7 separate regions of the Homo sapiens genome follow, and regions 1, 2, 3, 4, 6 and 7 are each linked to region 5. Evidence: chromatin loops called from intact Hi-C (ENCODE). Cell type or tissue: heart right ventricle. All regions are shown on one strand. Region 1 overlaps NFIA (nuclear factor I A). Region 2 has its middle 8.4 kb from the start of NFIA-AS2. Region 3 overlaps NFIA (nuclear factor I A). Region 4 overlaps NFIA (nuclear factor I A). Region 5 overlaps NFIA (nuclear factor I A). Region 6 overlaps NFIA (nuclear factor I A). Region 7 overlaps LOC107984964 (a long non-coding RNA gene).

Region 1 (4,000 bases), 210 kb before region 5:
ATTCCAAACTATTCTAGCATGGTTTACGTCATATCTCTGCAGATACTGTCATTCAATAAAGAGACATCTAATAGTATAAAGACTTCAGATGGATCCATTTCAGCATAATGTCTTTCTACGTGATGTTCTAATTTCGATCATGGTTTAACTAATTGTTTCACTCTGTATAGTATTAAGTGAAGTAAAATGTTTTCTTTGTTGAATTTCAATAGAAATTTTAAAATTCAGCTTTCAAGTGTAAAAAGCACTGCAGTAGTGGAAACATTGTTATTAATGGATGGCTTTAGCCTTCTTTTTCAGTGCCATTGTAAGTTATATCACCATTGAAACTAGAATACAAGTCAGGTATCCATCATGCCCCCAAAAGCATTAAAATTCAAATAACAAAAATAACAGTCATTATTTAATGACTGTAAATTTTTGTCTTTTAACATCACAAGATTCAAAATTCTTTAGGCTTTATCACCGTATTTATGATTTAACTATAAGAGTAGGTTCACAGGCTAGCTCATTTAGACTTTTTTTTCCACAAACCGTACACAATGGGGTCTTTTTTTTAATCGTAAATATTCCCCCCATACTGACATGATATTAAATATTGATAATATTGAAGAGAAGATACTGAAGTATACATGAAAGTGTTATTTATTTCAGTATGGACAAAAAATATTTTCAAATTACTAGATTGTAATTTTCTTTTTTCATATGTTATAAAATTATCACCCACTGTCATTTTGGTTAATTCAGTTTTCTACAAAACTATATAGGTCTGGTAATGATGCCAGAGTCACACCAGTGCAAAATTGTCATTTGTATTTCAGGTTTGTAGACATCGAGAAATATTTTCAAGGACAGAACTTATTTTTTATTGAGTTAGAAATGTTGAAACGTAAGGGAAAAGAGTGAAGTTGAATATGACCACTTTGTCAGAAAACTGTATACGTAACTCTTGATTTTGGAAAAATCAGCACCTGCAAATTTTGTCTTTTGGGGTTTGTTTTTTTTTTTTTAGTCCAGTTCATAAGATTACATGTTTTTGGTTTATAATTTCTTTACCTAAGGAGAGTTTTGTGCTGCATGACTCCTTAAGAGAGTTTCCATGAGCTCATAAAACATGAAGTGGGACAGTCTGAAATATTGTGATCGTTTTCTAGAATTATACCTGATGGAATGTGATGACAGCACCTCTCCCTTCTATTTTATATGTTGAATTTGAAAGTGCTTGGGAATGTGTTGATGTCAATCGTGGCTGTGTTTTTGGCCATCTTTCTTTCCTTATACCTTCCACTTTCCTACTAACTGGTGCCCCTCTGACATTGTTTCTTAAGAGCTTGTCTGTTAAAGGGTTAAAGAATTAGATTTTTAAGCTGCTTTCGTGCAATGTATTTAAGTTAAGGAAATTGGGATATCATTACCTCAGTGAGGATGTTGTAAATTGTTTTGTTGGCAAGATTTATTGGGGGTTATTTTACCTGATATCACATTGTATTGTTTAATGTGGACTATTTTTAACTAGCGTTCTATTTAAACAGTGTCAGTGAATTCTGAGAGCTTGCCAAACAAATTCTCAAAATGGTTGCCAAGCTGTAAGATGGCTGCCAAGGTCTGAGCACATTGAACAGGTTCAAAATGGTGACCAACTTCTCAGAATCTGTTGGTCAGATTCCCCCACTGCCAACCCCCTCCCCCCACACAACTACCACCCAAAAAGGAAGGAAAAAAACCACAAACCCGAAGATGCAAGACTTGGCACCATCTCCTTGGCACGAGTGGCTGTAGTGTCATCCAGAGATTCAAGTAGTCACCACGTACTACTTGTTTCACATGCTTGGCAGAAGACTATTCAGGGGAATACATGAGGTGAAAAACCACTGTAAAATAACATGGTCATTTTCTTTACCTTATCTAATATGCACAAAATAATTCTTTAGAAAGGGGAAAAGCCTAGACAAGGCAATACTTTCAAAGAGCTTTCTAAATGAGATCGAAGAGCGTTAACTAAGACTTCGGGCTGTGCCTTTTTGTACTGCTTGCCTGAAGTGGCACAAACTTTATATACAACAGGTTTAAGATTTATTTTAGTTTTGCATTTGTTTACTTAAGTTTATAGCAATTGCTTTCTGGCAGTTGTGGTACTTAGCAGATTGAAATAAAATCATAAGGGTGAATTAAAACATACTGCTGTTAGTGCTGATTAGAATTTTAGCTTAGTGTAAATACCGGATGCAGGGTCCAACTTTTCAGACACTTGGCATGAGCTCAATAGGGATCTCCAGGCTACACAGGAGACAGTGTGTGTGCTTGGATGCTTTTAAAATTCTTGGATAGGTGGAGCATACTACTTCTGCTGGCATGTTGGTTCATTGTGCTGGCTGCATAATGTGCTTGGATTCCAAGGTAGATAGAAGAAGCTGAGGAAATGGTAATAAGGGAAGATAGTTTGAACTTAAAAAACAAAGCCTGGAAAAAAGAATTTTATTTGAACCCTCTGCAGTTTGTACTCTGTGATATGGTTAATTATATAAATAACCAGTACTAAACTAAGTTGAAAATGGCAGGATTTGTGGTAGTTTGAAGAATGACCTAGAAGTGAATTTGTTTCCACAAGTTGTTGAAATTTTTCTGTGTGATCCTTTAAAAAATAGACAGATAAATTAACTTCTCCAGGCAGTTAGTTTAGTCAGTGAATTCCTTAAATAGATCTTCTGTTTAATATCAGCAATGGACTAGGTTTTATATTCTGATTGAGACCTGCATTCCTAAAGATAGTTTTTAGGTGATAAAACATTTTATTTAATGCTTAAGTAGCTGTTAAAAAAGGCTGGTTGTCATGAAGGTACTGGCGTTTTGTTTTTATCTCAATTGGTAGTGGAATCAGCTAGGGATAATACTATAGAGCGATATAGTTTATATAGCTTGAGTTTTGAAAAATCTATAGCTTTAGGATTTGTTCAGTCATGGAGCCCTTAGGTGGTGTGTACATTTTGTATATTCTCTATCACAAGGGGTAGTCAAGAAATGTGACTTTTCGGTCCTTTTTTTAATGATTTTCTCCTGCCATTTAGGCAACAATGTTAGTAGCCATCAAAGCTTCTCGTATGTTTATTTCTAGTCTTTTCTCACCTAGTAAGCAATTGTCAACCAAGGCCCAATCATTCAATAGGTAAAACCAAATGTTATTGACAGAGCTGAAATCTGAACTCTGTATCCTTCAGCGTAGAAGATCAATGTTCATTAAGATGCTTCAGTTCTGGAAATTTCAACATAAAGCTATGGAGGCATTTAGAGGTTAGCAGGGCAAATGTGTGATATGCAAGGTGTGTAGCAGATCCCTTCTTACATATTTCCAGAGTATATTTGTAATGTTACATGTTACAAATGTAAAATAGTTTAATTAAAAGTCTTTCTTGCCAATTCTTACATATTGTACTGTAAGTTAGTGACAAGGAACTCAAATAAAACCTTTCTTTTTAAATTAGAAAACCAAGAGTCCACACCTCATTACAGTAAATCATAGTGCATTTTAAATCTTCAGATTAAGAATGTGTAATACTGATTATTACTTGTCAATTTTGTTGTTTTTTTTCTATTACATATTCATTGATGATTTATTCAGATGACTAACGTTGTTGTAGCTGAGGCAAAAATTAAATCATTTTAAAATATGTCATTTTTACTTATTCGTAACAAGTTATGAGTATGTAAGCAAGTAGAATTTTTTCAAATTGCCTGAAGCATGACAAAATTCTAGATTTATAGTATAAAATGCCAATCAGGCAGTGTTTACGTAGGTAGAATAAGGCATATTTTTGCAAATTCCCACATCACCATTCTTGCTTATATGAAAAAGCATAGTACTTTTTAGTATTTTGAGAGAAACTTTATTCATTTTGCTGTTGTAGACACAGTCCGTGTTTTAAATTAGTGAACTGCAGAAATCTTTTCTTTAGGAAATTTTTTCTATTAGTCCTTCCAAAGTGAGTATTTTACTTTAAAAGAG
Region 2 (4,000 bases), 470 kb before region 5:
AAGCAACAGTTTCCACACACAGCTAGAATGGTGTACACAAAAGTAGAGCAATGGATCAGCCTCAGAGAACCCTGGGTCATTCACTATTACTGGAGGAATGAGGAGATGAAGCAGAAGAGAACACCAGAGTCAGATCAGGAAGTGTCTTGTGTGCAAAGCCGGATTTGTACTTAAAAGCTATGCAAACTATTGAAGGCTGTAAGCAAACAATACCATAATCCAGCTTGCATTTAGAAAAATGATTCTGTCCTACTGTGAGTGATGGATAGTAGGGAAGTGAGACTGGAGGCAAAAGACCATCTAGAAAAATGTTGGAGGAAACTTGGTGAGAAGTGATGAAGGCCTGATGGACCACGGCACTGGCCGTAGGAAATATGGTTGAGGGTCTTTTACCTTTGGATGGAACCATGTATTTTGGATGAAACTTCCCAACAAAAAAATACATTGTGGCAACCAGCATTACCTTTGGTTTCCTTTGCATTTCTTTTATATTTGCTTTCCATAAGTAGCTGGTTTGGGAAAAAGGCATCTTTAGCGATCATTGTGGTCAGGAGCCCTACATTTTTGTCCTATCTCAATCATTTATCAGTTGTGTATCTTCAGGTGAGTCACTCATTCTCTCTGAGACTCAGTATTTTAATTTATAAATTTGATCATAAATTTTACCTCTTAGCTTTGCATAATGATTAAATAGAGGAATGTATATTATTACATATTATTATAATGTAATATATATTACATATTATAATGTAATATTTATTACATATTATTATGTAATATATTACTACATATTATAATGTAATATATTATTACATATTATTATTATTTAATATATTATTGTTTAGCCAAACATGTTGCAAAAATGAAGTAAAACACCACATACTGTATAATATTAGGAATATTTTGGATGCAAATGACAGAAAATTCCACCAGCCCTGGCTCAAATTAGATAAAGGAATATCTTGGAAAGTCTGTGAGCAGATTTGGCTTCAGACACAGCTTGACCCAGGCTCAGATAATATGTCCGGGATCTAAATCTTGACTCAGCTCTTCGGGTAATGGCCCCATTCTCAGACTCACAATGTAGGCTCCTCATCGCCCCAGCAGCTTCAGATACACATCACACTACACAGCACTGTCTCTTCCAGTAGGTTCTTCCACAAGCCTGGGACCACCACTCTCTGTCTCTTTCACTGGCCTGAACTGGAACATGTGGTCATTCCTATGACCAGAAAATAAAATTCATATATTGCCTTTGCCTATGTAAAGTGCTCGGCCCCTGGGACATATGAAAGTATAAGACTGAGAATGAGGGAGTGGCAGTTCTCCCAAAGCAAAAGTAGGGTACTGTTGTCAAATGCTAAGGGAAGATACCTTGGATGCAAAGCAGTCTACAAGTGTCCCTTATGCACACTCTCACAGTCAGGCTGCCACTCAAAGCCTCTTGCTGCTAATCAGCTGGATGGGGATTCACTGACCTTGCTGTTGTTGCCATCGTTTTGAGATGAGCTGGCCCTTCTTTCCACTTATGTCATAATAGTAAAATGGTTATTCATTGTCAAGCTTTGAAGTATTCTTCTGAATGCTCTCTTAGCACCTATGAGCTATTCAAGGATCACTAGGATTCTGCAGGACTCATTTAAGAAGCACTTCTAGAGGTAAGATGGGGCAGAGGGCAAGTGAGAGCTTCTAGCAACAAAGAGAGGGCCTAATGGGCAGGAATCAGATAAAAGAATCTGACAGTAATCAATAGTAATTGTATTTATAAGAGGCATCCTCTTCCTCCCTGGAAAGTACCTGCTAACCCCTAGGGACTTACCCATCTCTATAAGCTTTAAATCATTTCACCAATCTTTTACATCCAGCCACCTTGAGTAGACCCCAGGAGTCAGTTACCACTTTGTACTCCATCAGAACGTGTCCAAGGGCAGGGAAACACACAAACCCAAAAACTATGTGGCCATCAGAAACACAGAGGCAGCCATCGAAAACACAGAAGATGGTGCCTGTCAGTTCTTTGCAAGAGTAGAGAGGGGGTGAAGCTTGTCCTGCCCTGGAGGTGGCGACACTCACACACAGCAGGGGCCCTTAAAGGCTAGATCTCAGTATCAGTTTCCTTTAACTTTATTCTTGGATATGTTTATAGTTTACTCCTCTATTGCAAAGCAAGCTCCTTAGGGGTAGAGGCCATGTCTTTTTCATCCCTGACCCCAAAACTTACCACTATCCCTGGCCCAAATAGGCATGTCATGAATGTGTCCAGAATCAATGAATTCACTTTGCTAGGCACTGGCAAATACAAAGATCTAAAAAACGGCTTTGTACTTATAGGTCTTACAGCCTTGTAGGGTAGAAAATGAGAACACAGCTGATGAAATAGCTAAATTGAGGGCTGATTTGAAAGCACTAAATCACATCCATTACCTTATTTGACTCTCAGGACACCCCCATGATGTTGGCACAGCAGATTTGTTAGCTTCATTTTACAGACGTGAGATCAGTTACTTGGGATGCAAAGGACAGAAATACTCCACCAAAGTCTCATAGCTTAGTGACAGCCTGGACTTGGTCACTTGACTCTCAGATCTGGGTTCTTCCCATAACATTTTTGCAGCATTGCAGAAGATTCAAAGCAGGGATGTTCGGCTATCAACATCAAAAATAGTGAAACGAACCGAGCTGCTAAACTTAATTTTTTTTTTTTTTTTTTTTTTTGAGACGGACTCTCGCTCTGTCGCCCAGGCTGGAGTGCAGTGGTGCGATCTCGGCTGACTGCAAGCTCTGCCTCCCCAGTTCATGCCATCCTCCTGCCTCAGCCTCCCGAGTAGCTGGGACTACAGGCACCCGCCACCATGCCCGGCTAATTTTTTGTATTTTTAGTGGAGACAGGGTTTCACCGTGTTAGCCAAGATGGTCTTGATCTCCTGACCTCGTGATCCGCCTGCCTTGGCCTCCCAAAGTGCTGGGATTACAGGCGTGAGCCACCGCGCCCGGCCTAAACTTAATATTTTTCTAAAGATCAGCCTTGTATTATTGAAAGTGCTTTCTTAGCCATTCTCTCCTCTGATCACCACATCAAATTTGTGTAGCTCTTTTATAGATAAAAGAATAGAGACAGGATTGAAGTGTCTAGAGTCTAGACTAATTTGCAAAACTCGTCAGCAACTAAGTTAAAACTAGAATCTAAGACCTGAAGTACCACTCCCACTTTGCCTCCTCTTTGGCCTTAAAAAATGAGAGTTGGCAGGGCACAGTGGCTCAAGCGTGTAATCCCAGCACTTTGGGAGGCCAAGGCGAGCAGATCACCTGAGGTCAAGAGTTCGAGACCAGCCTGACCGACATGGTAAAACCCCCGTCTCTACTAAAAAGACAAAAACTGGCCGGGCGTGGTGGCGGGCGCCTGTAGTCCCAGCTACTCAGGAGGCTGAGGCAGGAGAATGGCGTGAACCTGGGAGGCGGAGGTTGCAGTGAGCCAAGATTGCGCCACTGTACTCTAGCCTGAGCGACAGAGCAAGACTCCATCTAAAAAATAAAAATAAAAAAAAGAGAGAGAGAGGAAGAGAGACTCATAGAATTCTTAAATCATAGCAATGGAGGAAACCCTCCCATTCCTTACAGAATCCCCTTGTCCAGCTTCTTGCACACCTCCAGAGAGAACACATTATTTACCACATCGGAATGTAGGCCATCCATTCTTGGGAATCCCTATCATCGGTCTTTTCATCAGAAACAAATCAAACTGGCTTCCTGTCATTTCCACTCATTTCCCTGCATTGGTTCAATTTCATTCAGTTTAAGTTTATTAGGTACCTGCCATGTACCCCCACAGATAGGTATTATTATGCCCATTTTGGAAACTGGGCCTTTGAGAGCTTACAAAATTTACCTAAGGTCACAGCTGGGAAGAGGCAAGCCCAGGTCTTCTGTTTTCAAATACTATACTATCTGTGGCTTGCACTTAAGAGTCGCAAAAATGAAAATGCAACCCTTCCTCCAGATA
Region 3 (4,000 bases), 110 kb before region 5:
TAGTTATGCCTTTCACTTAGATGTTTTTGATGGTCTCAGTGTCCTACAATCTCTGACTGTTTTGCAGATTTCTTCTTAACCTTCTGTTATCTATCCCAGCCCCATCCAGTCCCCTGCAATTATACCTAATTATGACTACTTACATGGGCTGAAAATTTCACAGTCATCATTAATGATGGCTTAGGTTGAGATTTTTCTCCCTTTCTGGATCTTTAGTATTCGATTTTTAAATTTGCTAATACAAATATTTACTTACACTAGGTTTCCAGTTAGTTTTTGTTTTTCATTTTCTTCCTTTTAAATGTAAGAGAGGAGGGAGGTGCTATTTCAGTATTTCCTCATGTGGATTCACTGAAATAACTATGTCCTAAGTGTGTTGTTTTTAATAGCGTTACTACCAAGGTGGCAATGGCAGAGAAACTCAGGAGAAAGCTGCTGGCTTAGCCTCACAAATTCAGAGGTGAGGGATGAGGCAACAAGGATGCTTGCCATTGAATTATACTGATCAGATACATGAACCTGTTGGAATCAGGGACTCCTGCTGGCCAACTGAAGCTGCAATCTTCCGTGAACTCCCCTTTCCTCCTTGCCTCCTGCCTACCACCTTTTAATTTTTTTTTTCATTATCATCTAAAGTCCACGAAAGGCAAGAATGGAAAGTTCTGCTTCCATGGCAAAGAAAATACTGTAGCATAAAAATCTATATTTGTTCTCTTGCTAGTTTTTCCCCCATGTGGTAGGACCATCTGAAAGTAGCTCAATTATTTATTGCCTTGTTCCAGGGGAGGAGGAAAATACAGACCACTAGATGCTGTGCCAGAGAGAGAGAGAGAAGTATTCTCTGCTTTGGGGAAGGGGGTTTTACAAGTGTTAACAATGTGGTTCAGAATCACTAAAGTTGTTTTAGCATAATACTATGAGGAAAGAGACAAGAACCATCTGTTGAAATGGCTCTTACATGATGCTGCATTTTCAAACAAAGCCTTCTCAAGGCATTTTTAGATTGGTCTCTTTCCCTTGAAGTTGCTACAAAGAGAGCCCACTCTACTAGCTGCTAAGTGATGCTGCTTAGATAGCTCTCTCTGTCAGCACCCACTCTTTTGTTTATTTTGCGCTAGTGTTTTCCTCAAAGTATGAGTGCTAAGGCTGTCAAATATCACTCCTGGTAGGAACCCAGAAAGTTCTCCTGAAAAATCCACTACTTCTGCCCATTTCCTTCCAAATTGCTGACTCTATTTTACTTGAAGTTGGTGGAGTGACTTCGAAACCCTAACTACTTCACTGGGAAAGAGGAAAACCGCAAATACACACAGGCCATTGTGACTCTGGCCTGGTGGGCTCTAATTTTCTAGCGGCGGTTTGTACACCCAAGCCGGCTGCAAGGGTTAAGTAAACTTCGTGGCTAAGGATGACTTCATGGCCCTGGAATTTTGAAAAGCCAGGATTCTCAGTACACTGTGGCCAGCCTTAGAGTCTTTGGGTGTGAAAACCACTCTCAGTTACCCGGACTGATTTTTGGTTCCTGTTGCAGTGCTGCAGAATCTATTAAAATCCGGCAGCTGAATTGTCCTGGCTCTGCCACAAAGCTCAGCTGCCGGGTCCACTACAGGATTCCTGAGTTGTTTGTCAATGGAGAGTGGGAGTGAATGGAACCAGGCATATGCCTCAGCCTGGCATGAGGTGGCACCCTAGTGGCTGTTTTCTGCCTTAGAAATGTGCGCTCTTTCTATATTTTCACACAGGAATTGTCATTAACATCCAAATTGCAGTTCATTTCTAAAGTTCTTTTTGAAGTCTCTGGGTCCTTGTTACGTTTTCAAGTACCCATATTCAGATGCTTAGATTTTCAGGCTAGTAATTTAGTAAGAACTATTGGCAATATTCTAACCTGACATGGTGGAACTTCTAAGACAGAATGAACTCGGCTACAAGGCACAACAAGAAAACGAAACTCTTGGGTAGGAACAAGCCCAAACTTGAAAATACAAAATGTTCTTGCACAGAAGGACTAATGAGGAAATGGGTGTAGGATAAGAAATTCCAGACATCCAGTCATTTGGGGTGCCATTTAAACATTCGCAGTACTTTAGATCTTAATTAAAGTGGGATAGATTTAAAACTTTCTTTCTAAACTAGTGGCCTGTTGGTTTTCCTGTGTTAAGTAACACGATAGCTGTGATCATTGCATGGAAATTAATTTTTAAAATAGCTTATATTCTTAAGCAAGATCTTCTTTCAAAAGAAACCATTTGGGCTCGAGCATTAAAGGAAGAAACAAAAAGAATATAATAAAAAATAGATTGCAGCCCTAGCATGAACAGTTGCCGTGACCTTGCCTTTTGTTTGCCATTACACAATTCAATGGCAGTCTACTCAAACTATGTGCTCGATCAATATCCTATTAAAGCAGCACAAAAAGTCTCCATAAACTTAGTGGTTAGCTATGTTTATAAATGGAACTCGGCATAATTGGATGGTCAATAGCAGGCTCTACTAGTAATTTTAAAATGAACGTCACACATTTTATATCTGTAGAAGTCAATGGCACCTCTTCTAGAGTGAAGGTAGAGTGTGGAGCAGACAAAAGAGTGGGTGGCCCTTTAAAAAAATCATAATGTCTATTTCCAAATGTAGTTTTTAAAGAAAATCTAAGTTATGGAAGAGAAAATTCTGATTGGCCCCTATATATTTTTATTTTGCCTATCTGAACCACCTTCTTCTGAATATATTATGACTTTGCAAATGTTACATTTTCTAGTTTTAATCAACCCCTCATAGAGAGGTAAAATAATAAATATTGCCATACTCGTAGGAAGAAAAATAACAGTCTGGCTGGCTTAATTCAGCCAGCTTCCTCTACTATAATTCAATAAATTTTCAAAATAAATATTGAAATTGAATTAGTTCAGGAGGATGTTTTGTTGTATGATTTTTTCCTTTTAATTTTCTTGACATGTTTGGGGTGAATATTTGGGTAGTAAAGCTGGCAGCAAGTGCAATGGACTGGTAGTAATAGAAATTGTCGTCAAACTACGCTTTCTTCTGAATCCTAGCTCACAGTATGGGTGGCCAAGCTTGATTTTTTTCCTATCCTACCCTCCTCACCTAATGAAGCCATGTAAGGTGAGAGTATCCCCACCCTTAGACTGACTCTGTCCTCAGCCGACTCAGCCCTATGAATTAAAAGGTGCATATACCTTGTGTTCGATATGTGCCCTGGCTGTTGTCATGGACCACTGAGCTGTTGAAATTAGAACTATGGCAGGAATACGCTTATGACATTAGTGTATCCTTCAGTCACTGCTCTGCATGAAGGTCTAGTCCTTTCTCTTACATGCATACTCCTACAATCTTCCTGGTTAGAGCTGGCAGTGAGAGTTCTCATGGCAGAATTTGGGGCCGTTTTGATCTCTGTTCTCAGCTGAAGCTTCTGATAAATTTACCAGACTATGAATACTCTTATTATAAAGATTTGAACTGGGGAGAAACACAACATACCCCTTGATGTACATACTAATGTGTTGTCATGGTCTCTATTCGTATGTTCATCTATTTCTAGGTCATTCATCAGTTATGCTTTCTATGTGTCAAGTATAAAACCTATATTCAAGATGGCAGCATGATATTGTAAAACAGTACAGGATATAGAGTTGGGGAATTGAGCTTTGCAACTTATCAACTCTATAGCTTTGGGCAATATTTAACCCCTCTTGGCTGTGTTTTCTTCTAGGTTACAATCATTTATTCATTGAGCAAATGTTTATGAAGTCCTAACTGTGTGCTGAGTCTAAGTCCAAGTACTGGAAATAGGAATACCTCTCAGGAGTGTAATGAGGGTTAAGTGACAGATAGTCTAGTGTCTGCCACATAGTAGATGCTCAACAATGATAACCACCACGATTATTGAACAGAGCCTCAGCCCCTGATCGTTCTTCACTGTGTGCTCAGAGCCAATCTTGGAGCTGACCACTATCAGTAAATTTATTGAAAATGCATGTGT
Region 4 (4,000 bases), 180 kb before region 5:
AGTTTTTATACTACAAACAACTCTAGCTCATGAGAGTGGAATTTTCGCTTTATTTCTTTCACTAATATTTTTGGGTTTGGATGCCTTCTGGTTTCTTCATACCGTCTTTTAATTTGGGAGATTTAAAACTGGACATAAAATTCTAACAAAGGCTCTTCAGACTTCATCTTTAGCCAAATCATTATGCATGTAGGGAGGCTGAAACTTAGGCTATATTATTTTTCTAGTGGAACCAGAATTTGTGCTTTTATGGTCCATAGACTTTGGTTGCTATCGTGTTGATGGACCAGGAATGACATCGGTTTGTTTTAGGGTGGGAAGGGTTCCTCACCAGTGTGTCTGCTTTTCCTTTATCAAGAAATTCACAACAGCAGTTGTGAGGATTTTGAGGCAGTCTACAGGCACCAGAATATGGTGGGTTTCTCTAATCATTGTAATTTTTAAATGTGTGAAATATTCCTCCATCATTCATCATTTTAACCTGTATACATTTCTGGAGGGCCTCCTATGTGTCAGATACGGCTTCAGCTCAGCCTCTGTGCTGCTTGGGCCAGTGGATCATAGGAGGTGATTGTCTGCAATTTCTAAACACTGTGTAAGATTTCCAAACCACTCACAAACCAGAGGGATATGCCCTATATTCCCTTGCCAGGTCTCAAGAAGCAAGGCATCAAGCAGAGATAGAGGACTTTTTGCGCTCCTTTCTCATCTTAGAAGTCCCACTCCCCTTTCAGGTGTAAGCTTAGCATATTTTTCAGTCACTGACAGTGGTTCAGTATCAGAAAGCTGAACAACAATTGAAATTTCGTCTCTTCAGTTCAGCAGTTATTGAACTCCTTGGCTGGGCCAGGCACCCTGTGGAAAGTACCGGGGATAAGAGAAGAGTAGGAAGGAACTCCTTTCTTTAGAAGCTGACATTCTCAGATGGTTTGAACTCACCTTACTACAGCATAATATTAATCACACTGTAAGAGATACATTTGCAATGAAAGAGGGACTGGAGAGGACAAAGTGTTTAATTCTAGGTGAAAGGGAAGATTTAGCAATATTCTATCTTTGTTTATTGCCTAAAGAACATAAAATACATGGAAGGGATATTTATATTTTTGCCTCACTCATTTTACCATACTAACATGTTTTTGTCATTCCTCACCTTCCCCAAAGGAATACTGAAGTTTCATTCTGAAGGGGAGTAGACCTGAGGTTTGAGGAGCCGAATATGTGTACATGTAGCAAATCCAGTACAAGGTTTCCGTTCTTGCATTGTACAAGCGTTTGGAAGCAGAGACAAATATGTAGGCATCAGGATTTATTTTATTCCTTTCCCTAGTGATTACGTTGACAGTGAACTATCTTTGTCTGAGTACTCCAGCAATATAGCTGTAGGCGCCATAAAACTGCATAGGTGGATGGCTACCAGTTCAATTAAGAGTTCTTAACCTAGCCTCCCATATGCAAACCCTGTCTATTTTAGGTTTAAATTTCTGCTCATAAATTTTTTAAAAATCCAAAGAAACATTGCTTTTCAAGGTTAGGTTGAAGTCTAAGTTTCCTTAAACAAAAAGCAAATCCCTAGATAGGGAAAAAAAATTGATAACCCTAATGTACTTCCTTACAAGAGCATTTCCAACCCCATCCTTTAAACACAGTGTAAGTAAAATTCTCTTCATTGTAATATACAGATCTTCTGGCTTTCAACCAGTAAGCCAGAGAAACTCACTGGTATGGGAGACTCAGATACAAGAAGAACATCCAGTTCTATGCAGTTGGGTTTGTTTTCTGAGGTTCCTAATTATTTAAGGTGGTAGAAATCAATCAACCACGTGATATTTGTCCGAAAGAGTAAGACACAAAGTTACCTTGGCTTCTGACAGGTGTCTATGGAGTATATAAAGGAGAAAAGTGAATTAATTGTTAACCTTCTTGATAGTGTTTTAATGCAAATGTTTGAGAAAGAGATCTTTCATTTGTATCAATTATACCTGGGTAGAAATTAATTTATAATTTTGGTCATCTGGTTGGCTCCACACTTAACAGCATCAGTGACCTTTTGCAATACCAGAAAGAGTGTCCATGCATCCTCAGCAGAGAATAGCACTAAGACTGGGTAGTTTTGCTCCTTCTTGGCTGAAAAAGAAAATGGTATTGAACGGCCGAGGGTAGAAAATAATTATTGAAGTTTTGAGATCATATGCATTTTCTTGTAGATCTTTGGCTTTGCTTGCCCCTTAGCAGGATGGTGCATTTTAGTATGCAGTCCTCAGATGGATAGCGGTGTCTCCAGCTTTTGAATAAAACTAGAAAAATTAAATTCCGTTTTCAGTTTGGCTGGATGCCTTCTCCAGTGTTTGTATCTGAGCTTTCACGAGAATGCGGCGGCCCCTTGCAGACCAACTCTGAGCATTTTCTTGCCACTCACTCCTTTGCTGTTGGTTTGCTTATTTTTCTGTGGCTTGGAATTTTAAACTTTCTTTGGACATACCTAATATTCATCTTTTATTGTTGTTCATGTTTTCTATTATTATGCTATGTATCTGTAAAGGTAGGTGACAAATTTAAACAAAAAGTGAAAAGAAGAAAGAAGTCTGCTTTCAGATTAAATAAAAAAAATTTAGGGTCTTTCCTGATCCCTTTTTGCTTTAATATTCATGGATAAATATCGGAAAAGTAATTGGCTATTGTATATCTAATAATTGAGATAAAACTATTTTCCATTTATTCATAGAGAAGTGATTAATTATAAAGATATTACACATAGAAGTAGTACATGGATAGAGATGTATGTTTGCTAGTATTATTCCAAAGAAAATATTATGTTTGGCAAAATTTTATGTATCTGTTTCGGGACATGATCAAGAATTTTAATTTTCCCTAAAACAAAATTAGATATTTTGCTTTCATTTTAGTTATAGAAATTAATGGTTTAAGATTTTCCAGAACAAAAACAATGGAGGCATGTCTTTCTCCTAAAATACATTGAATTACTACTCAAAATATTTAATGTGTAATTTCTAATGGCAAAATTATAGGCTTGTTTCCTAGAAGAAAAAGAAGGTAGTCATGCTGTATTTTTTAATTGTTTGTGATATATATAATATTAATTTATGTAGTTAAAATTTTAAATATGGGTCAATGTAAATTTGTTTGCATTTCTAATTTTTAGTCTAGGTTTTGTATTTTTGTAGTTTATTCTGAAGGATTTCTTTAAAGGTTTTTGGCATATAATAATACATTTTGTTTGTGTCTTCTCTGTGGCAATTGTTACAGAACGATAAAAGCTGTCACTTTGCCAGACTCAAATAAAAATTCACTTTTTAGCATCTTCTGTTATTTAAACCTTTGAATCAACATAGAATTTTTGCTATAGTCACCAGGTTAAGATTATCTGAAAATTTTAAAATGGATATTTTTTGCTATAGCACTTTCTTATAAGTAAAATCTTCGTTTGCTTAAAAGCAGGGAGTCTTTTAAAGTAATAAATTAGCATTTCTAGACCTAAGGTCACTAGTAGTGCCACTTCTTTCTGCAGCATCTCCAAGAAAGAGAAGGGTGATGCTATAACTCAGTTGCTATAGAAGTAATATTTTCTGTTTAATCACAGTTAAGTGTCATGACCTTTTGACCTTACATTAAACTTGCAGAAATGTGGTTAAATTTCAGGCAGCTAATTCAAAACCTGTGAAGTCAAGTTGAAGTTAGGATGCAAGCTCTCCGCAGATACAGAGGTTTTGTTGAAAAAAAATTTTTGTGTTTGCTTTTGAACAATGTTGTAAACGACTTCAAGTCTCAGAAAACGCTTTATTTTTAAATCAAAATTTTTCCCCTTGAAACATTTTGCCTGTTTTTTCTCTCCTCTCCCCAAAAACTGTACCATAAATATGCTTGTTTCTAATTTTGTGAAATTCTTTTGATCTAAGTTAATTTTATCTAATTTAAAAATTAAGTTACTTTGATTTTCCCTTATTTCATTTAGAAATTAAGTTAATCAAATTCCTTTTTT
Region 5 (4,000 bases):
TTTGACTGGAGAAAAGGAAAGCTGAGCTCTTGTCCTGGACTGCAGATTTCTTTTGATGTTTCACCTTGAACATTGAAAGAGGACAGTCACCCCACTTCCCTCCCCACTCCCGCTCAGCACATCCCAAACTCTAGACATTGTGAATGTTACCGACTAATTTTACGTAACTGGAGCCTTGGTGGGAGTGTGGATTTGTGGACCTCCACAACAACTATAGCTGAAAGTTTCTGAGGAAAAAATAGATCAAAGCTCTGTGTTTACTTAATGTAAATGTATCAAGATAACATCATCCTATATTGCATTGTAATAATGCCACTCACTGCACATAGGGAGGGAGATTCCTTTGTAGTCCATTTGGATACAGTAGGGTAGATTAAGGGGCTATAAAGTACGAAGGCAGAAAGCATATGAAACCTAAGCTTATGTCACTAAATGTCTGAGGATAGTTTTTGTTTAATGTGTTACCATTTTCCCAGTGATTTGCTGCTCAACCCCAACGATCGAATAAGCTCAGATTTCTTTTATGTTTTTCCTATATGACCCAAGAAGAAAATATGCAGAATCATTCTTCAATTAATGTTCTAAAACTTGTACTGCTTGCATAATAGAAATTATAAGAAAATATCACAAGAGAAAAGTAGGCTTTTACAAACATTATATTGTCCATCTGGTGTTACTAGCAGCTCATGGAAGTTTCTAGGAATTGACTGGCTTACACATGTGTGACTGTCACACTCATCCCAATGGGATTATGAGTGTCTTTACAAACTGATTAGGAGAAAATTCAGGGAGATGTATGAATTATTATTATTATTATTATTATTATTAGAACTATCTGCCATCTCTGCAAATAAATGATTTAATCAGAGACTTCAAAAAAGAAAAATTCCCTGTGTGGTTCCCCTAACCAACTTCCTGTTCTGGAAAACCTTGGTCAAGTAGCTGGGTTAATTGTCATGAAGATTAGTGTGATGTTGAAATAAGTACTAATGGTCAAATTATAGGAGTGAACAAGTTTAAGAATAGGTTTTGGTTTGGGCCTGAAAGGGTTAATTAAGGTTTTTTCACGGGTTATTAAAGACCCCCAACCTCTGCCTTCAGGAGTCATATTGACACCCCACCACAGGGCAGCTCAGCCCCTCTGTTGACATGTTGCTGGTCAGAGCACAATAGCCTTCTGTGTCTGCAAATCATTGCTAAAATCATCTCAAGGAAAAAAAAGTTTGAAAGCTTTAACGTTAGACAAAAGCCCAAGAGTTGCAGCGTGCAGCCCAAAAACCTGGAGTCAGCAACTTCTATTGATTAAAAACTAACCTTTAAAGTAACTCTGAGAGTGTGTGGTTAGCATTTAAATTTAAACATGTCATGAGTTGATTTGTGTTACTGAATACCAACTCAGAAGGAGTAACATTCACATCGCATTTTTTTTTTCTAATTCCCTTAAGCAGCTAAAGTATTTCATGAAATGTCAATAGGGCAAAAAGAAAAAGAGGTGGGGGGCTGATGCTGGGCCTTGTAGTTTTCTTTCCCATGCAAATATCCACCCCCCAAAAGAAAAGTGTGCAGAGTGAAACACAATAATTAGTCCTTTGTCTAACTTTCCCAAGTGCCAGAGAAAGACAGATTAATTAAATATACAACAATGTTGGTTTTTGGAGTGGGGGTCTTGCTTGCTGTGTAGGTCATAAATTAGGCAGAATAAATACTTCAATGTGTTTGCAGTGGGCCTGCTACGTCAGAACCACTGGAAGGTTGGTGGGAGGAGAGCAGAGGGTTTCTTGCTAATGATAGTCACGTCTGGGTCTGTCTGGTTGCTCTTAGCAACCAGACATGATGTAACACCAGGATGAACTTGAACTTGGGGGACTTGAAAAGAGAACAATAGACCAGAGCAATCAATAAAGCCTATTTCAGTGAAGGATTACAGAGCTGCTCTGGGGTAACCTTGTCGGCAAGGCACATACTGAATAGTAAGATGTGTGAAGAAACTTTTTTTTTTTTTTTTTTTTTTTTGCTTTGCTTTTTAAGAGAAGTGCAGAGGCACTGCAGATTTTTGTAGTGCCCTGAGGTCTCGTCCAGAAACTGTGGTGTGGAGAACTGCTCCCCCTGCTGACTCACTGGGTGCCAGGCCTTTGCTTCAAGAACTACCTTAGTGTCAGATTGAAGAAGTCTGGAATTTCACAACCGACTTAGAAAGTGTGAAAACAGAAATAGTAAGCATTATTCCCCGCACCCAAAGTTTGAACCTGTTTTGTAGAAGGGAGGAAGCGGCTCTAACGTGGATGAGAGTCAGCTGTTAGGTAGAGGCCTACTAGAAACACAGTTTGGGGTTTGCTTTCTCTCTCCTTTCTCTCCCCCTCTTCTTTCTTTTGTCCAGCTAGATTTAGGCCATGTGTATTTGCCAGGCTGATTTCCTTTCAGGACACAAGAGGCTTTATTGTGTTCCTCAAAGCATGTGGTCAAAGAATAACATCTGAAAGTCTACAGGATGCGTAGTTTTTCGGTCTGGGCTTAAGTTTTTTAAACTCCTCTGGAAATCAAAGGTGGCTTGTGTGACTAGGAAATCTTATACCAAACTCCATGTAGCTATCACTTAGCCATTCATCCCTGGGGACCAAATGAGTCCTTACATTACCTAATGGAATCTCTTCCACAGGGATGATCCTTCACCTGCCTGAAGCAACCCAATTAGAACCCTTTCTGATACCGTCAACTTAAAGAATTCAGAAGCATTGGTTTTTGTTAGGCCTTGGTAATTTTTCTGTAAATAATGATAAATGTAGTGAATTTGTCAAGGTATCTCTAGAGAAAAGTCGGCAAAAGCCACATACTTTTTTATTTCACTGGAGAAACTAACTCTGATGTTAGTCCATAATTGCTCATTCTGTCTAGCTAACAGAAAAAGAAATGCCAGCAGATAAAGTGATATATGACCAGACAATTGCTCAAAGCTAACCACCTAAGGATTTACGAAAGGAAAAGGTAACCAGTAACTGGGCCTGGCAGGCACACAGAAGGCTCTAAATAAATGCTGCATGGACGCAAGCATGAATGAAGGGTACGCAGTGGCCTCATTTTTCCTTTGGACAATGTGGTACTTAATAGAGTAAAATCTTGATCCTACTTAGTTATTATGTTTCATGTTTGAAAATACCATTTTAGATATATTGGGCTGAAAGGAGCATCTTCCCTCATAAAATCCTACATATGTAAGGAAGGAAAAATACTGTGACTTGCTCAAAATCACCCAGGAAGACTGGGTCCAGCACTTTTTCCACCTTACCTCCACTTATTCTTGTGTCGCTATTGACCATCTGGGCCTGTTAGGAGAGTGTCACAATCATGGCTTCAGTGCCTGCACCTCATTTGAAAGGAGATGTTGAAAATCATCAGAGTAGCCATTCATTGCCACATGAAACCCCTCCCTTTACCCATTCTCCATTCATTCAACTCTTCTTCATTAAGAACGTTCTGTATTCCAGGCACTGGGCTAGGCACTGAGGATTGAATGATAAACAAGATGGTCAAGTTTCCTGCCCTCCTATAACTGCCCCCATCAGTTAACAAAACCCTTATTTGTATTTCAAGTGAACAGAAATACCTCATTCTGTAAGATATACTCAGAATGTTGGAAAACCCCAATGAAGACAATGAATTATAATTTCAGAAGAATAAGATCAGTTTCAGTGTCACAGGATTTTTTATTGTCTGTCGTGCCTTTACTTTTCCCAGCGAATCCCTCCCGCATCCCTAACGTAGATCCTGATTTCGTGGTTGAAAAGGCAACTTCTAAAACACACGTTTTTACAAATTGTGATTTTAATTGTATTTTTCCTTTTGTCTTCCAGTCCTGGTACCTGGGATAAAAGTTGCAGCGTCCCACCATCCACCAGACAGACCACCTGACCCCTTCTCAACTCTGTAACATGGACGCAACCTCAACCCAGCGCAGTTACAACTTCACTATCAGCGGAAGGGGAGAAAAACCGATTCAAATCAA
Region 6 (4,000 bases), 270 kb before region 5:
TTGCAACAAATTCAACTTTAGAAATATCCTTAAGCCTAAGATTAATCAAGATTCAGGACCTTGAAGAATTTTCAAAGTTAGAACTGTAATTTGTGTAGGGACGTAAAATCTTTATTTTCAACAAACAGCAAATGTTTCCGTTAAACAAATGTGTATTTTATTTGAAACAGATGAAATCATAACAGTTTGGCTTGCTTTACCTAAGTTATTGTTCCATAATATCAAAAAAATTACTTAAAATAAGTTCTTCTCTTCATATTCCCCGAAGTTTTTGTCCAGTTTTCTGTATAGCTTTTTGGTTCAGCCAAAAAGAGACATTTCATTTGCAGCATTAGGGAAAAGTTTAATTATTGTTTATGAAGATAGAAATGTTATATGAATGACAGTGATTTAAAAATATTATTACTTATGATTGTAGTCAACCTTTTCCCCGAATATTGAAAACCATGAAAAGGCTTTGCCCTGACAGCTACATGCTTAGCATTAACTATACTTGCAAGTTTTCCAAAAAGATTTTTTTCAAGACCTGTTTTCATTTACTTCCTTTATCCTAATTAGAGATCGTAATCTTTTGATGGGCAGCTTCTCTTATTTCTACCTGTTTCAGTACTATAGTACTGGTAAAATGGCACAGTGTATATTTTGGTTCTTGGAGGGAGACTTGGGAGGATCCATTACTTTAAAATATTTTGTTGCAGCCACCTATCAGAGGTTTCTTTTAATTTCTTTTACTGCAGGAATTTCAGAGATGCTTAAATTATAGAATTATGGACTACAGAATTATAGAATACCTAGGGATGGGAATTGGGAGGTTTGTAGGAGGCGTGCACGTCAGAAGGTGGGAGCCATGCAGAAAGGTCACAGGTCTTATCTAGGTAGTTTCAAGGAGCAAATGCTTGTTTTGCAGTAGTGGTGGCAGGGTGGTTTGGCTCATTCAAGCCCCTTGCTCTGGAGGAACACCGATAAACCATCAGGATGTCTTTTCGTCTTGCGTTAACTGTGGCAAGGCTGTGCATTAAAGAACATAACCATCACTAAAAGGGTGGGAACACCCCAGCGACCAGTGGCCAGTGGCCAGGTGCTTTATGGTAACACCACAGACATGCCTGGCCAATCAGATGTGATCTTTTGCTGGCACTTGCTCCTTTGGCCCCCACTGCAGTAAACACTTTCCCTTGGATGTTGGTTTTCTGTTGTGTCTGGCAGCCACACAGGGCTGCTTGAACTTTAGCCAGAGGCAAATATTTATACATCAGAGTGTGCAGTGTTCAACTGGTCAGGCCTGAGAGGGAGAGGGAGAGACCTCCGTGCCTTTTAGCCAAAGAGGATATGTCCTTTTTTTCCCCTTCCCTTTCCACCGTGACATGGTAAAGTGGGACCATACTGGATGTCATTTGAGCTTGCTGCATGTGCTTCTCTCCAAAACGTACACGTGCGCAAACTTGGGATGTGCTTTCAAAAGAGAGGACGTCCTGACATTTCTGCCTGCTCCTTTAATTCCTCTTGGAAAGTTTACGGTTAATATTTTCCCTGGAACATTGTCAAGCTTTTGACAGTGCCTGAGTGTATGCCGAACTGTGAAATTGAGCCGGAGAAGCAAGTTGTGAGAAATCTGTTTCTACTCAGATCCGTAAGGTTTATGGGGGGGGGAAAAAAAACCAAAAAAAAAAAAAAAAACCCAAAAAAACAAAACAAAACAAAAAACAAAAAACTTCAGAGGGGAAACTGAGAATGGGACTCGGCTTGCTTCTCCTGGTGTGGGTTCAGGCCGCCATTTTAAGGAGCCAGTGAAGGGCGACGTTCCGCTCCTTACATGGCGGCTGTATTTACTCGGCCGCAGCCAATCAGCCGGCAGTGCCAAGCCACGTGACATGCCACGAGGGCACGCACAGCCATTTCCTTGTTTCTAAAAAACTTGCTACCTCCACAGAGTACTTTACCTTGTTTTGCATGCCAAATGTTCTTGCTGAATGTGTCTAGCAGACTGGCATTTGTCCATAAAGTTATTTTAGTAGGTAAAAAGTCTCTGAGCACTTGAGCTTTGTGCATTCTTTATGTAAAATGGATTTCCCTTCTTGGCCAGAGGCCAAGGGTACAGCACACTCGCTGGGTGAGAAGAGAGCTTCTCTGCTGAGAAACTGGTGGACCGACACACTCTAATTTTTTGGCTTCTGACCAAACAAGCTAGAAGGATGCCAAAATTCAACAAAATAACACATTATTGTGTGATAGGAGCCGTGCTCCAAGAGAGCAGGAACTCAGAGGAACTTCATACTGGCCCCTTTTAAAAAAGCATTGTCACTTTGGGGAGCTTTCTTAGAGAAACGAGAGGAAAATGGTAAAATGCAACCTGGAGAGTAAGGTATAATTTGCACATGAACACGAAGGAAGGAACTGAAAGAAAACAGAGGAGTTTAAAGTTACTTCTATGAACTTTTCCCAGACATAACACACAGTTCTCTGACTTGACTTACATTCTTTTAACCCTGAAAGTTCCATCTCTGTGTCTGAGCAGAATGCTGGACTGCTTAACGTTAATATGAGAACTAATGTGAGATTTAAACACTTTTAAAAGGTTTTAATGTCTAAGGATAGCTGCAAATTCCAAATATGAAAATTTGGCAGGCTTTTGGGGGGTAACAGAAAACTTTTTAAACTTACATGCTTTATCTTTGCACCCTGACATGTGTTAAGTGAGTCAAATCTTCCTGTTAATTACTCTTGTGACATTAGCAAGTTATGTAAGCCCACTATACCTGTTTCCACATATGTATAATGAAGACGTTAAAGAAGATAGGTAGTAGTCTTCTGAGCCCTAAAGAAATTGAATTTGAATAAACAACTGGAATAAGTATAAAATGCATTTCTAGTTTTTATGTGGAAATTTGTCAATCAAAAGGAAAAAAAGGGGAATATCTCCAGTTGAAGCCACCATCATCCTTACCCAGACTACTTGGGTAATCCTGAGTATTCCCTCTTTTTCCATTCTTGTTCCTTCACACCATAGCCAGAGTGGTATTTCAAAGAAGTTAGTTAGTTTATATCACTCTTCTGCGTAAGAACCTCCAATGTTTTCTTATGCATCTAGAATAAAATCCAAACTTGTTGCATTGGCCTGCAAAGACACTGCATGATCTGTCTGGCTTCTGTATCTACCTTTCTAACCCCACTTTTTTTTTTTTTTTTTTTTTAACCGTGACTCCTTAGATGCTCCAGCCATACTGGTTTCCTTTCAGTTTTCAGAACCTGCCATCCCATTTGCTACTTGTCTGCTTAGAATGCATTTTTCCCAGCTCCTTTTGTGGCTGGCTTATTCTTACCTTTCAGTTCTTTCAGTTCGAATAATAGCCCTGTAAAAGAGTGTTCTGTCTAAAATTGTCCTTCCTGTTTATATTTTCCATAATACTAATAACAGTCTGAAATGCTCTTGTTAATTTATTTGATTACTCATTTTATTTATTTATCTTTTGCACTATGATGTCAGTCCCACAAGGATGCAAACTACGTTTACTACCTTCTTTTCTACCTTTTGCACTTTTCCTAATCACATTGGGAATAAAATGTTGGGCAAGTTAGAATACTCCAAAATATTTCATTTACCTTAAATTTTACTCAATCCTACATTTTATTACCTATACTCATAAGAATTGTATTATAAAATACATTGTTAAACGAATGTTTTCAGTGCTCCATTGAGAGTCGGTGGAGCACACTGGTTGGGAGAAGACAGAGCTGTGAGCCATCCGTCTGCCTGTGCTTGAGTCTTGGCTCTGCCATTGACTAGTTGTATGAACTGCCGCAGGTGGTTCAGCCACTCAGAACCTCTGTAAAAGTGAGATGTAAAAACACTTTCTACATCATAGGATTATTGTGAAGATTAAATGTGATATGTTGTAAAATTCTGGTCACACAAGTATTAACTTACTGTTATTTTTGCTGCCACTGCTATTAATTAATGGCAGTGTGGCGGCTCAGTACTAGGCAATGGGCGTGCAACTGT
Region 7 (4,000 bases), 190 kb after region 5:
ACTTTCCTTTACCGTAAGCCAAAAGAATGTCTCTGAGCTATGAACATCAGACTTTAATATAAACTTTAAAATCTTACTCTCAGCTCTACGGACATGGTTATAGGTGTCTGGCAATTGAACTAGGAGAGCCTGAAAGTAAACACATTGTCTCTTGGAAATTGATGAAAAAACCAAGCATGTTTCTTTATTCATTCAAAAGATTTTACTGAGCATCTTTAGCCTGAGAAGTAGGAGGTAAATTAGACGTGTTCCCTGCCTGGGCAAAGAGTATATTCTATTAGGGGAGAAAGAGGCATACCAAGATGTGCGTAACACAGTTATGCAGTACGTAGTATGTTACATAGATCTAGCAAGACAGCGACATTTAACAGATGACAGGGAGGGGGTGGAAATTCGGTGCATGGGCACGGCTATGAAAGATTTCAAAGAGGCTGTATTTGAGACAAGCCTTGAAAGACCAACAAGAGTTTACTAAGCAGAGAAGAGGATGGGGGAGAAATTCCCAGAGGAAGAAACAGCACAAGCAAAGGCACGAGGGTCCTGAAGAGCACTGGGTATTTGGGGCTAAAGGGTAAAAAGAGCAGGGTATCTGATTCCAGATTAAAATGTCATCCCTCTATTCTGAAATCTGAAAAATACTAGCAGCTTGATTTGTCCACAGTCACTTGTGCCAGGTAGAGAATCCTAATTCGTGTAGGCCCAAACCAACAAGAACCTCTTGATGTGACTACTGCCTGAGTATTGCAGTGTTCGTGGGAGCTTTAAGTTTACCTATCCAGATGGGAGAACCTCTTTCCCGAAATTCATAAGCAGTCCCACAACTCCGCCAATGCTACAGGACCCAGCTTTCTGAGGCACCTAGAAAGACATGGCAGTGGCCCAAGGTGATGCTTAGGTGGGCTGGCGAATGCACACAATAGAATGTCTGTCTGTGACATTTAATCTCACTCTGGCAAACTGGTGCAGCTGCCCTTGTACAACAAACGGGAAGGCACAGTGAGTGACCACCACCAAAAACAAACAAAACAAGTGTGTGCGTGCGTGTGAGCTTTAAAATTTAATAGCTATTCAGACAGTCCTTAGAGAAGGAATTGGCAGCTTCGGCCTCCAAGACTGCTCCCCCACCTGTCTCCAGGCACTGCAAACACAGCTGTGTAAGAAGGAGACAGTCAACGCTTCCAAGGAAAGAAATAGTGCAGTCTTGGGGGTGGGGTGATGATGAGAGCACCTTTCTCACAAACCCACGTGGGACAGGGCCTTGTCTAGCAACCGCAAAAATAATCGAGCAGGACGTGGTCAATCAAGCTCTTTATAAAACCTCATGTTAAGTAAAATCATTCAAGATCCAACTCAATGGCCACCTTAAACCCATGTTTTAAAAGCATGAGACAGAGCACACAATTCATGCTCAAAGGAGAACGAGGTAGCATGCATGCTGGCAAGACGCGCATTCAGGTTTGCTCCCGGTATCAAGATGAGACGTAAAGACGATTTATGCACTGTCATAGAACTTGTAGTTCCTCACACAAAACACAGAACTTCCTGGGAAAGTGCCTAGAAACTTCTTTATCTGTATTTCCCCAGGCTGCAAAGTGCACACATTTTTAAAGTTCAACTCTTAAAAAAAAAAAAAAGTCAGCAGAGGCAAGATTTCAACAGACGCCGGTCCAAATGTTAGCAATTCTAGAGTGGTCAGGGGTTTGCCGCTCCCAAAAGTAAGGGGGAAATTAGAAGAAGGAAAGAAGTCGTTTTCGAAGACGAAAACCAAAGCAAGGAGGTATTTTTGGTATCATTTTAATCACAAAATAGCACGAATGCGGTCTGTGCCTGTGCGCTACCCAAACGTCGATTTGAATACCACTGAACGCTAGTTTGAAAATTTCCATTTTTGTAATTTGCTTTCTTTTGTTAAGCCAAGACTTGAGAGAAACCTGGCAGCCGTCTCTAAGTCTGGCACGATTTCACCTCAGACGCACTCGGTTGGTTTGGATGTTGAGGGAGACCGCACATGAGAGAGGGAGAAGGAGGAAAAGAGAGCTGGAGAGCAAACCTACCGCTCGGCGGCCGCCGCAGAGAGCAGGCCCAGGGCTTCTCAGCCGGGGGATCTGGCTCCACCTACAGGAATCAGAAGGCAAACCTAGTAGACGCCTCGGCGTCTGCAGGAACCCGGTGGGGGCTGGGGGAACTTTGATAATTGCCTAGAGAATTTCCTAGCCAGTAGGAATGGGGGTCGGTAGAAGTGGTAAGGATTGGGAAGCAGGGATTTCCATGACCAGATTACCCACAGTCATATCAGATTCAGCGATTCTTATTTGGAGGAGAAAAGGTATCATGTCACCTCCTATGACCTAGGAATTTTAACTGGTTCCAGGTAAACCCCATTTGAAAGCAAAGGCAGCACCTGGTCCCAGGACAGGCCCAGCACATAGCATGCTCAGGCAATAACATTTGAATGAATGAATGAATGAATGAATGAACTGAATAATCCAATCTATCAAATAACAGAAACCTAATATGATAAAAAGAAAACCAACCCCCAACCCCAACACTGTTTTTCAGGTATATGTATGAGTTGTCAGGCATTTTTGATGGCTAGTAATTACTACAAAAATCCTGCACCATGTAGGCTAGTCGTGTTCCACCTCCGATGTGCCAGAGCAGTGATTGAGTACCACCGATTTCATCCCATGCCCTCATTTGCCAACGAATAAACAGAAGCTTGAAGAGGTTAAATGCCTTTTCCCAGGTCAACCAGTTTGTTGGTGACAGAACTGGTTTGGGGCTAAATTTTCCTGACCTGTCTGGTATTTGTTTTCTAAGGGCAGGAGACTCATTTTGCATTGGCCTGCTGGATGCCCTCAGCCGATTAGCTCTCACAGGAGGAAGTTAGCTTCCCCCACCCACCTGTTGGCCTGTCCCTGGGCTTCTGCCCCAGCTTCTGCTCTGGGCCACAGCCTCTGCTCATGCTGCTCTACTCCAAAAATCAAACGCTGCCTGGAGCTAATGCCAATGGTTGCTAAACTTATGAATTCATTTCCTAAAGCCTGAGGGACAGAATCTTTGAGCCTGTGGTTTAGTAAGCTACAAACAGGCAGGTGCTTTGTTTTGGCAACACAGGTGTCTTATATACAATATCTCCTCCATCTATTTACCCAAAGCACTTAATAAGCAGTTACTGAGTTTCCCAATGATAGTTATAGAAGAAGATGTTATTTACCAATTGAAAAGGAATTTTTGCCGTAGGCAGTTAGCACTCAGTTTCCAGATGAAAAGGTGAAGATCCTTCTGGGAAGTGAGATGCTGTGTGCATTATGTGAGATGAATATGATCCAGGGAAAGATAGCAATTAAGCAGATCCAGATTCTTTTTTTTTTTTTTTTTTTTTTTGAGATGGAATTTCACTGTTGTTGCCCAGGCTTGAGTATAATGGCGCAATCTCGGCTCACCACAGCCTCCACCTCCCGGATTCAAGTGATTCTCCTGATTCAGCCTCCAGAGCAGCTGGGATTAGAGGCACCTGCCACCATGCCCGGCTAATTTTGTATTTTTAGTAGAGACGGGGTTTCTCCATGTTGGTCAGGCTGGTCTCAAACTCCCAACCTCAGGTGATCCACTAGCCTCGGCTTCCCAAAGTGCTGGGATTACAGGCGTGAGCCACTGTGCCCAGCCTAGCAGATCCAGATTCTAACCACAACCTGTCTATAAAATGGAACTAACACTGTCATGACCTCTGAATGGATTAAAAATTAATCATTATTATTAATCACAATATTAATAATAATGCTGAACTATTACTAAGTGCTTACTACATTCCAGGCTTTCAAATGACCACTTTACATGCATTGTCTAACTTATCCTCAGAGCAACCCCATGCGAGTTATAATTATTACCCCCATTTTACAGAACAAGAGAACTGAAGCTCAAAAGGGTTAAAATACTCACCTACAGTGACAGTTTACAATGGTAAGGCTAGTGGTTGGATCCCAACTCCTATCTGACT

The links. Hi-C counts contacts between places; a loop is a spot of excess contacts. Peaks named below come from ENCODE experiments on the same cell type or tissue, not always from the same donor. Only the 100,000 strongest peaks of a DNase experiment are listed, where the experiment ranks them.
Region 1: it touches region 5 in a loop (3-fold over the local background); 7 of 110 quality-filtered maps call a loop at or near these places.
Region 2: a loop joins it to region 5, with 4 times the contacts of the local background. A loop is called at or near these places in 70 of 110 quality-filtered maps.
Region 3: a loop joins it to region 5, with 4 times the contacts of the local background. A loop is called at or near these places in 56 of 110 quality-filtered maps.
Region 4: a loop joins it to region 5, with 2.4 times the contacts of the local background. A loop is called at or near these places in 7 of 110 quality-filtered maps.
Region 6: a loop joins it to region 5, with 3 times the contacts of the local background. A loop is called at or near these places in 25 of 110 quality-filtered maps.
Region 7: a loop joins it to region 5, with 3 times the contacts of the local background. A loop is called at or near these places in 27 of 110 quality-filtered maps.

Annotation. Positions count from the first base shown.
Region 1 is chr1:61,239,974-61,243,973 of GRCh38, forward strand. The region is part of intron 2 of NFIA (nuclear factor I A); the gene reads left to right. Among named protein-coding and RNA genes, the nearest start is that of NFIA-AS1, 12 kb to the right of the region's middle. In heart right ventricle, no CTCF peak of the experiment used is centred here; a DNase peak (open chromatin) is centred at 1,706; H3K4me3 peaks cover 1,326 bases; H3K27ac peaks cover 3,369 bases.
Region 2 is chr1:60,977,093-60,981,092 of GRCh38, forward strand. No RefSeq gene overlaps it. Among named protein-coding and RNA genes, the nearest start is that of NFIA-AS2, 8.4 kb to the left of the region's middle. In heart right ventricle, a CTCF peak has its summit at 2,053 (motif pointing right); a DNase peak (open chromatin) is centred at 2,063.
Region 3 is chr1:61,336,712-61,340,711 of GRCh38, forward strand. All of the region lies in intron 4 of NFIA (nuclear factor I A), which reads left to right. Among named protein-coding and RNA genes, the nearest start is that of NFIA-AS1, 85 kb to the left of the region's middle. In heart right ventricle, CTCF peaks have their summits at 545 (motif pointing left) and 1,694; a DNase peak (open chromatin) is centred at 1,550; H3K4me3 peaks cover 1,157 bases; H3K27ac peaks cover 3,175 bases.
Region 4 is chr1:61,272,791-61,276,790 of GRCh38, forward strand. All of the region lies in intron 2 of NFIA (nuclear factor I A), which reads left to right. Among named protein-coding and RNA genes, the nearest start is that of NFIA-AS1, 21 kb to the left of the region's middle. In heart right ventricle, no CTCF peak of the experiment used is centred here; no DNase peak of the experiment used is centred here; H3K4me3 peaks cover 1,931 bases; H3K27ac peaks cover 3,827 bases.
Region 5 is chr1:61,451,455-61,455,454 of GRCh38, forward strand. It overlaps NFIA (nuclear factor I A), which reads left to right. Exons shown (of 11, transcript NM_001134673.4): 11 at 3,849-4,000. The coding sequence ends at 3,866. Among named protein-coding and RNA genes, the nearest start is that of NFIA-AS1, 200 kb to the left of the region's middle. RefSeq lists an enhancer at 669-3,064. In heart right ventricle, a CTCF peak has its summit at 2,111 (motif pointing left); DNase peaks (open chromatin) are centred at 1,777 and 2,107; H3K27ac peaks cover 4,000 bases.
Region 6 is chr1:61,182,466-61,186,465 of GRCh38, forward strand. The region is part of intron 2 of NFIA (nuclear factor I A); the gene reads left to right. Among named protein-coding and RNA genes, the nearest start is that of NFIA-AS1, 69 kb to the right of the region's middle. In heart right ventricle, no CTCF peak of the experiment used is centred here; DNase peaks (open chromatin) are centred at 1,176 and 1,856; H3K4me3 peaks cover 1,788 bases; H3K27ac peaks cover 4,000 bases.
Region 7 is chr1:61,639,802-61,643,801 of GRCh38, forward strand. The region is part of intron 2 of LOC107984964 (a long non-coding RNA gene); the gene reads left to right. Among named protein-coding and RNA genes, the nearest start is that of TM2D1, 83 kb to the right of the region's middle. RefSeq lists enhancers at 1,903-1,952, 2,163-2,212. In heart right ventricle, a CTCF peak has its summit at 2,115 (motif pointing left); DNase peaks (open chromatin) are centred at 1,140, 2,070 and 2,897; H3K4me3 peaks cover 691 bases; H3K27ac peaks cover 3,380 bases.